Linked DNA regions of Homo sapiens: regions 1 and 3 are each linked to region 2. The links are chromatin contacts, found by Hi-C or POLR2A ChIA-PET in ENCODE. All regions are on one chromosome and are shown on one strand. The core of a region is the stretch at or near the end of the contact, and the rest is flanking DNA. Distances in the headings are between cores, read along the strand shown.

The links. A loop is a pair of places that touch in the nucleus more often than their neighbours do. ChIA-PET counts read pairs that join two places held with the same protein, here RNA polymerase II (POLR2A). Pooled maps may share reads with other maps.
Region 1: a pooled map shows a loop between it and region 2 (4-fold over the local background). The contact joins two enhancer-like sites. A Hi-C loop is called at or near these places in 1 of 168 maps with a recorded cell type or tissue (mammary epithelial cell) and 4 of 50 pooled maps. POLR2A ChIA-PET finds 5 or more read pairs at or near these places in 1 of 52 experiments (IMR-90).
Region 3: a loop to region 2 is called in a map of PC-9, with 4 times the contacts of the local background. The contact joins the promoter of PRR15-DT here to the enhancer-like site in region 2. A Hi-C loop is called at or near these places in 1 of 168 maps with a recorded cell type or tissue (PC-9). POLR2A ChIA-PET finds 5 or more read pairs at or near these places in 2 of 52 experiments (both WTC11).

What each region holds. Positions count from the first base shown.
Region 1 is chr7:30,158,356-30,161,427 of GRCh38, reverse strand. It overlaps MTURN (maturin, neural progenitor differentiation regulator homolog), which reads right to left. Exons shown (of 3, transcript NM_152793.3): 3 at 1-3,072. Among named protein-coding and RNA genes, the nearest start is that of MTURN, 25 kb to the right of the region's middle. RefSeq lists a silencer at 1,577-1,636. Within about 2 kb of position 1,537, at least 11 of the 41 ENCODE cell types and tissues checked have a DNase peak (open chromatin) inside an H3K27ac peak, as active enhancers do.
Region 2 is chr7:29,878,463-29,881,533 of GRCh38, reverse strand. WIPF3 (WAS/WASL interacting protein family member 3) reads right to left here. Exons shown (of 9, transcript NM_001080529.3): 4 at 2,394-2,525. Among named protein-coding and RNA genes, the nearest start is that of WIPF3, 73 kb to the right of the region's middle. Within about 2 kb of position 1,759, at least 3 of the 41 ENCODE cell types and tissues checked have a DNase peak (open chromatin) inside an H3K27ac peak, as active enhancers do.
Region 3 is chr7:29,561,874-29,565,009 of GRCh38, reverse strand. PRR15-DT (PRR15 divergent transcript) reads left to right here and starts at 1,319. Exons shown (of 2, transcript NR_183550.1): 1 at 1,319-1,622. It overlaps PRR15 (proline rich 15), which reads right to left and starts at 1,175. Exons shown (of 2, transcript NM_175887.3): 1 at 633-1,175.

The sequences.
Region 1 (3,072 bases), core at 288-2,787, 280 kb before region 2:
TGGGGGGCACTTTTAAAGTGGCAAAGCCATGCCAACACAAGGCATTGCCTCTCAACATACAGTCAGTTCCTTTGAGGAAAGCAGGCCCCCAGTGAGACAGCCGTGAAAATGAAAACAGTTTTCCTGGGGCTCAGGTGGTAACTGTCAGACCCCAACTCTCCCATTCTCCCTTATTCATCTCCTCCCACCCCAAGTTAAGTCCTGCCTATTCCTTCATGCCTCTCTGTAAGAAATCAGATCTGTTCATACCAGTTTCCCAACTTGTGAATTTTAACATGCAAAGCCTATTCCTAAAATATAAATTCCAATGACACTTGGGACCACAGCTCCCCTAGGTCCATGTACATTGTGCTCTTATGAAACAGAAACAATATTCAGAAATATATTGTGCTAGAGACGGTTTCTGTTTATACATGAAAGATGACAGCAACTATAAAGGAGAGAGGTTTTCGTTGAAGTACACTGGAAATCTAATTCTGGCACCAGGACACAAGGAGGATCCCTACATAAGAGACTTTTCCATTGCACCATGTGCTGCTTTGGGCCTGGGAGACAGGAGTGGACACCTGAGTGCAGGTGAATCCACAGTGGTGACAGGCACTACACGGGGCCTCACCTCCCTCCCTGGCTCCGTACTTCACTCTGATTCCTTGACGTCTGCTCGATATGGTGATCAGGCTGCGGAAACCAGGCGGCCATAAGAACAATGTCTCTAGGATTCACTCAAACCCAGGATCACGGTTTTGTAATGTTATCAAGGCATGATTTTGGATTTCAGAGCTGGCCCAGTGAACAACAAGCAATCAAGCATTCCTTTCTCTTTCTTTCTCTCTCTCACATATACACACACACTCTTTCTCTCTCACGTTACTTTCACTGTCACTTTCTCTCTACTGGATAACAGGCCAAAAGTACTGGCACTCATCTTTCACTTTCTTCCAGCTATTCTTCCTACACATCTCTCACTCTCAGGTAAGTTAAACATACACCACTTCCAAAGCCCCAGTCTGCCACAGCACAAAGAAAAGCCATGTCTCCACAGGCAGAGCATGTACAGCTGAGATAAGTCCTCTGGGGCCTCACCTTTCCCTTTCCTCTAAGGAAGAGAATTTCATCTGCCCCATGAGATCGAGCCCTCAGGGGCTTGGGCACTCACAGATCAACATGTTCTAAGGTAGTGCAGGGGTCAGCATCCTAAAGGCAGCACCTTGGCAAGATCCCACATGTATTTTCTTCTCGAATCCCTAAAAGTTTCCTTGACTGTTGCTCCTTACTCACACACACACATAAGGCAGGCACAGAAGGGCAGTGTTTACAGCTGGAAGGGCAAATGCCCCTTGTTCACAGACCAGTTAGACTTGTCAAGGTCACACAGTCCTTGGCCGACTTGAACTAGAACCCAGGTGTCTCTCCTGCGTCCAAGGTCAACACTCCTCCTCCCACACCGCTGCCACCTCCTGGTGAGTAAATGTGTAAGTCTGTGAAGGGTCAGGGATGTGTTTCACCATGGAACCATTTCCATAACAGAAACCACAGGCTGCCAGGCTCACTGACTGCAGCTTTGCACCATGCACAGCCCTGCTTAGAGCAGCCACAGCGCAGGAAGAAGTGAGTGTGTGGGCAAGTGTGTGAGCACGAGAAGGGATGTGCACACATTCAGAAAAAGGAAGTCTTAGAAGAAACAATTCGATCTGCTAATGCTGTTTGGGATTTTGCTATGGAGATTAAGTAACATACAGACATGTTCTCTGTTTCCTACCCCTGGTGCAAAACAAAGCCCAGAATTCTCATCAGCCCACAGAATGGCCGAGTCTATCTATCTCCACTCAATTTTTATAAACAGAGAACATTAACATGATAATACCAACATGTATTTGGTCAAAGTCTAAACACTTTTTTGATAAAATACATTTTATGTTAATGTCCATTCCATTTCCAAACATACATAAATTTAGATTTTAAGCTTCAACGTATAAAATTTCAGTTTACCTTCCAATGGAGCAAGCTAGTGAAGCTTCCTCATTTCACTTGCAGAAGTCATTCTTGCGGCTTACTGCATTAAAGTGGAGGTTACGAAACCTGGGCGACACCTGTGTAATATACAGCTCACAATCACCTTTGCTCATGAATGGAGCCAATCAGAACACAGGCAGGGCTGCAAAGGGCAGTATATGCTCACCCCAATGGATGAAACACTAAGTTGTGTTTTACTAATAGGCTACTTGGAAGGAAATTCATTTTACTTGAAATTAACCTTTAGTATGACTTTTCAAGAAAAGAACACAAAGTGGGTACTGAAGCACAGATGGAAATCACTGTCCTATTATTTTACCCGATGACTTAAAACTGGAGTACGCTGTTTTACCACGAGCAGCCGAACTCCTCACAGCACCAATCAATTAAACAGAAAATGTCGAGACAATCAGGTTTACACCGACATGCCTGGAAGATATACAAGACTCCCATAAGTTCTGTGGCCTCTGCTGCTACTGCTTGTTTTTAATTCAAAACTTTCACAACCTAACAGGCACATGTGTGACTGTTTAAACGTACCCACCCCAGATGCTAGGTTTAATCTAGTGTTGTAAAGGAGGCATTCCGCATCCTAGGTTAACTAAAACCAGGGATGCAGAAGGGTCCAGGAATAATTCCATGTTAGCATTACAAAGGATGTCCCCAGTAAGTAATTGTTGGCTAAACGATAACAGCAGTATTTCCAGTTATTACAGAAGTTGTTTCTGTGAGTTGTCTGAGTATCTTGATTATTAAAACGTTCCCTGTTAACCAAGCTAACCCACGATTAAAAGATTCCTACCTTCGTGTCCCTTTACAAATACACCACAATTAAGTCCCTCGAAACATGTGATTAAATTTTTAAATAAATTACACAATGGAATCCTTTTTTTGACTTTTTTTTTTTAAATAAAAGACTTAAAAAGTAAAGAAGGATTCTACCATATTTTTAAAAACTTTTAATCCTGGTTTACTTTTCTAACAAATTTATCTATGGCTTCAAAGTTTAAGCGGCACTTGAATTCTGGATGTTTTCATGATTTAACAAGCGGCCATCTC
Region 2 (3,071 bases), core at 510-3,009:
CATTCTTTGATCCTAAAAGGTCATATGTTTTCTTCTGATTTTAAAAGAAATTTAAATATTTTCATGGGTCCCTAAAAGTACCATGAGCCCATGACACTGTGCTATGGTCCCTAATGAATGTCAGCCACCACACTACCATTCACACATGCAATTCAGCAAGTATTTACTGAGCACCTGCCATGCGCCAGGCATTTCTATGGCAATGAACAAAACATAGTCCCTGCCTTCACGGAGCTTAGCTTCAGATGGATCAGACAGACAATAAACAGATAAACCAGTGAATACATGATATGTCAGGTGGTGCCGAGTAATACAAGAAAAGTAAATTGAGGAAAAGGAGATATGGAATGAAAGGATAGGACTAAACCTTTATATGGGATAATAAGTGAAGACCTCACGGACACTTTGATCAGCTGCCACCTGAGCAGAGACCTGCAGGAAGGGAGAGACTGAGCCACGTGGACACCTGCGGATGAGCCTTTCAGGCCAAGGGAGAGTCGGTGCAAGCGCCCAGTGGCAGCAACATGCTGGTGTGTGAGAGCAGCAAGGAGGATAGTGTGAGTGGAGGGGATGGCATGAACCACCAAGAAAGGTAGGCCAGAAGATCAGAGAGGGAGCAAAGGCTCAAGTCCCTTCCTCTGATGAGAAGGGGGCTGTTGGGAAAGTGCTGGGAGCAGGGAGCCACGGCCTGCCTTGCCCTGACATGGTACCCAGTCCATGTGTTTATCTGGTGGCTTTCTCCTTGAGTTTCCATCCTGGAACAGGCATCATTAGTCACTTCCTTATGGACCTCCATCTCTAAAGAGATAAATTCTTGTCTTCCCCATTACAGCGGCTCAAACATCTGACACTTATGTCCCACTGGTGACAAGCAGACCAGTAGGACTCCTGCTGGCTATTTTTGGCTGCTTCCTATGAAAACCTGACTGGGGCCCATTTCTCCCATCTTCTATGAAGAGAAACTGGTGGAAGCCTTCTATTCCAAAGGATATTTGTTTGATAGCACTCGGGAATTTTGAAAAAGAAGAGGACACTGAAGAATATCCACTGTCTTTATTGAGGAAGACCTTGTACTCTACCTTTCCTGCTAACCCCTCAGCAAAAATGAGGAAATGAACATGGCCCCTGAGAAGGTTCAAGTTGGATCTCAAAATATCCTAGAGTCTTTTTCTTTGCTGGACTTTTATTGGTGAGTGAGGCAGCATAATCATCCCATAACATTAAACAGTCACAGAAGCCACTGAAAAAGTTAGAAAAGTCGCATGATGGAAGATCTGGTACGAGGAAGGTTTGGGCCTTTGTATTTCCTCCTGTATTAATGGTATTCCTGGAGTTTATTCAGCTTGCTGGTTAAAGAGAACAAGAATAGGAAAAACAGGTTTTTTTTCTCAGAGTAAATTTGTATTTGTTCAATTTTAATGCAATATTTTCAAAACATCTGATGCCCACTGAAACAAAAATCACTGAGGTAGACTGATTACAGACATGGCCTTCATTACCCACTTATGCTTGATTCCATAATCTTTGAAATATGATTTTACAGTTCCTCTCATCAAGAGGCGAAGTCTATTTCCCCATCCTTGTGACTTGTTTTGGCTAAGAGAATGTGGTAGGAAGTGATACTTCTTAGACTTCCAAGTTACATCCTAGTAATACTTCCAAGACTAAGCCTCAAGAGACTTTATTTATACTTCTGTCTTCTCTCTTGGAACCCTGCTGCTGGCATGAAAACAAGGCCCAGACAGCCTGCTGGATACTGAGAGACCACGTGATAGAGGTGAGTCAGGCCAGTGGTTATAGCTGAGGCTCCAGAGGTTGGAAAAATATGAGAAATATAAGATTAGCAAAGCTACCTACACAACCTGCAGTTCTTTATAGATGCAAGAGGGAGCCCAGCCAAGACTACTCTAAGCTGCTAACCCACAGAATTGTAGGCTAAAAAATGATTGTTTAAAGCTTTTAAGTTTTAGGGTGTTTCGTTACACAGCAGTACCTAACTGATATGATGACCGAATCATTACAACTCATGCATTGCTAATGCATCCACAGTGATGTCACTATGAAGTTCTATTACAATTTGGACCTTCTGTTTATATACACTTTGCAGTCTGGGCTACCATCACGCCATCACTAAGTATTACACACTATTACAAGTCATTTTTAAGCTATTACAATGGAATAATTTAAACAGGATGATGAATTAAAAGATTTCTCAAGAACCATTTTGTACTTTGGAAGTTTCTAGTGCTTAAGGTCCCAAGAACATGATCTTCTACTCTATCATGCCCGTTCAGTAAAACCATGTTGCTTACTGGCATGTGTGGATTGCCCAGATGGTTCCACAAGTTAAGGAGATACAGACCACAAGGGAGCCAGAATGAATTCTTCCTTACCTGCTACATCCCGCTGGCCTGCTGGTCGCAATACAGGAAAGCCACCAGCAAACAGATCTCCCAGGGTGGGAGGTGTGCTCGCGCCTCGTGTGTTTGCAGAACCTCCTCCTTCTTTGTTGGTTCCTTTAGAACCTTTAGAGAGAAGACACAAATAGGCAAGGACTTGAGAGCAGAGCTGAGCAGCCAGGTCTCATTTCAGACCATGGTCTAACACTGGTCTACCACTGCCCTTGTCAGCCTTCCCATTCTCCCACCTCCAATGTCATCCTTTCACTCAGCATCCTCCCCAAGCACCCTCTGCCTTGATACCCTGTAGACTCACATGCCCTGCCCTCTCCAGTCCTACCAAAGAACTAACCATCTGTGCCCAGCTCCCCTGAAAAGTGACCAAAACAAAGGGACCTGAACACTGCCATTTTGTAGATGCTAACAGAGCAACTGGCAGCACCTTCGAATTAGAAAACCCAAATGTGGTAGGTGTAGAGCTGCTCTTATTTTCAACTTGGCTATGGAGGACTAGACAAAGAAAACCCACAGATTTAATTCAGTCAGTCATTTTAACTTCTTGTCCACAGAGCGCTGACCAGAACAGCAGGCAGGAGGTAAAGCCTGCCATGACTGTGCCCTGGCAGTTTCCTTCCTGTCTCTCCAGCCCTCAAGCCCCCAGCCCCTCGCACC
Region 3 (3,136 bases), core at 70-2,569, 320 kb after region 2:
CTCCTGGGATTGGCGATCGCGCTGGAGAGGGAAACTTCGGCGGTGTTTGTTGTAGGAGGTTCTCCTCCCGGAACCGCCAGGGAGAGGAAGTCTGATCGCCTACGGGAGGCGGCGGGGCGGCCTCGGCTGCGCCCCGAAACCGCAACACCGGCTCCTCCCCAGGATGCCCTGAGGACACACTCGGGCAGCGACTTGAAAACAATACAAGAAAAAACGGCCAAAAGTTCTTTCGGTACAAAAGGCACCCACGCCCTCAGGCACAATTAGCAACTGCGTCTGCAAACATCCCATTCCCTCCTACTTTGCAGATCGGAAAAGCAACCCGTACCCCCAAGTCATTTACTAACAGTGGTGGTAAGGTGTCCTGATGCTGCTTCCTCTCCTCTAACCTACATTTTCTTCTTCACAATCATCAACTTTGTGAGCACGGAAGGGCTTTGTACGAATTGCGCAAGGAAAAGATGGCAAATTACTCAAAAGTACAGAAAACGGAGTCCTGGAGCGTCCGTGGTTTTCAGCCTCTCTTAGGGCTCCGGGAGGCGGGTACCTGGGAGGTACCAGGCAGCACCCCAGGGTGACCCCCGGGGCCAGGCTCTGTCTCGGCGGACGCCGAACCACCCCCAGTCGCTCACCTGCTCGGGCTTAACAGGACCCGGAGGCCTCGCGCGGTGAACGCGGCCGAGAGCACGAAGGGGGCGCGCTCGGGTCAACCTGGAAGCCGGGGCTCGAGTCCCTGGGCGCGGACTTGGAGAGATCAGGCTTCTGGAAAGTGTACAGGTCGGAATTCCCGCAGCCCAGCTAAATCAAGTGCTGCTGCTGGTCTCCTCTGGCACCTCCAATTGCTGCGCGCTGCGGCGGAAGCCCGGGGCTCGCAGCGCAGTCTGTTCTGGTCGGAGGGGGCGGCGGCGAGGGGCCGCCAGACTCGCTGCCCGGGTGGAAGGTCCAGGGCGGCTTTCCGGGCTAGTAGTGTTTCATTCGCCGGCGCGTCCCTCTTCCCTGCTAGCACCGCCCGGGAGCCGGCTGAGAGATGGGACCCTGGCTGTTCACTCCGGCGCATCGAACTTGCCTACGCGTCCGTAGGAACGCAAAAAAGACATCTGCCCACCTGCTGGTTATTTGCCAAGTGATTCGGGAAACCAGAACCCTGGGGCAGCTGGGGGAGAAAAGAAAATAACCCAGGAGGCGGTCACCGCTGCCACAGGTGCAGGTAGGAACTTCGCGTTCCCACCCTCCAGGGGAGGAGATTGGATCAGGCGCCAGCCTTGAGGTGTCTGATTGGAGAAAAGCTGTGCAGTGCCGCTCCCCCGACCGACTCCTTGAGAAGAAACGGCGGAGACCTGAGACCCGGAGGCTGAGGCTGTAGGTGGGCTCCGCTGGGTAAAAGTTGCCGCAGCAGCTGTCCCTTGGCCCCATCGCGATTTATTTTTCCCCCTTGCTTTCCGGGTCCCGGGATCCCAAGTTTGTAACTAACGGGAGCGAATCCACACCCGAGCAAAATGTTTGCGAGTTTCAGGCGCCCTTAGTTGAAAGGCTGTAATTAACAAGTCCGCTGTTTGCCAGCCAGGCGCCGTTGCAGGCGCTTTCTGTGGATTGTCATTTATTTCTCACAGCAACCCTAGGAGGTAGGTATTGTTATTATTATTATTCTCACTCGACAGGCGAGGAAACCCTAGCACGGGAAAATGGTTGCTCAGGTTTGCCTGTCTGGTACGTGGCAGAGCAGGGTTGGAACCCAGGGGGCCTGACTCTAGCTTCTACGGTCTTAACCACCACAACCTGCCAGTCTGAGACTCTTAACACGACTCAGTGAGGATGTGAATTTCCTTCTTTCAGGCCTGGAAGTCCATGGACAGCCACCCAACGAGGGCAGTGTAAATCCAGCCCTGAGCCACTGCAGGAAGTGAACCGGGGATTGCACTCCTGGTCACATAAGAGTACTTTTTTTTTTTTTTTTTTTTTGAGACGGAGTCTCGCTCAGTCGCCGAGGCTGGACTGCAGTGGCGCGATCTCGGCTCACGGCAAGCTCCGCCTCCCGGGTTCACGCCATTCTCCTGCCTCAGCCTCCCGAGTAGCTGGGACTACAGGCGCCCGCCACTGCGCCCGGCTAATTTTTTGTATTTTCAGTAGAGACGGGGTTCCCCGTGTTAGCCAGGATAGTCTCGATCTCCTGACCTCGTGATACGCCCGTCTCGGCCTCCCTCCCAAAGTGCTGGGATTACAGGCGTGAGCCACAGCGCCCGGCCAAGAGTACTTTTTATTCATTTGACATAAAGATATTGGCACAGGGCATTTTCACTAATGAAGGCAGAGGTGCAGCTTGCTTCATCTTCCAGGATGCTCTTGTTTCAAAAAACGATTTTGATGTTCCTTGAGCTCATATGCAAGCATAACTCCCCTGAAGGACTGGGTGTGGAGCAACTGAGCATCTCTGTTGTGAAAACTGTTTGCAGTATAAAAGCAGTGAAAGACAGCCGGGCAAGATGGCTCAAGCCTGTAACCCTAGCGCTTTGGAGGCCGAGGCGGGTGGATCACATGAGACCAGGAGTTTGAGACCAGCCTGGCCAACATGACAAAACCTTGTCTCTACTTAAAAATAATAATAAAAAACAAGGTGGGTGTAGTGGTGCACGCCTGTATTCCCAGCTATTGGGGAGGCTGAGGCACAAGAATCATTTGAACCTGGGAGGTGGAGGTGGCAGTGAGCTGAGATCCGGCCACTGCACTCCAGCCTGGGTGACAGAGTGAGACTCTGTCTGTAAAAAAAAAAAAAAAAAAAAAAAGTAGTGAAAGACATACTGCCTAACTCAAATAATTTGCAATATAGAATTAGTAGAAAAAATTTTTAGAGAGTATTTCAATTTGTGAAAGATAAAAATATGAATATATGATTTACTTTTTAGTTTGGGATTCTTTGAATTTCTATGATATGCACAGCACAGGGTATTTGGAAGTCATGCATTTTTATATATTTCTCGGGATTACTTTTAGAGCATAAACTTTCAATCACAGAAGCAGGATTGAACAAAGGCAGGCCACCAACTTTGAGGGGAGAATGGGATAATTCATCATAGTGCCATTACTTTACAGATGAAATTGAATCATGGAAGAATGCCTTTATCTGAGGAGTCATCACCAC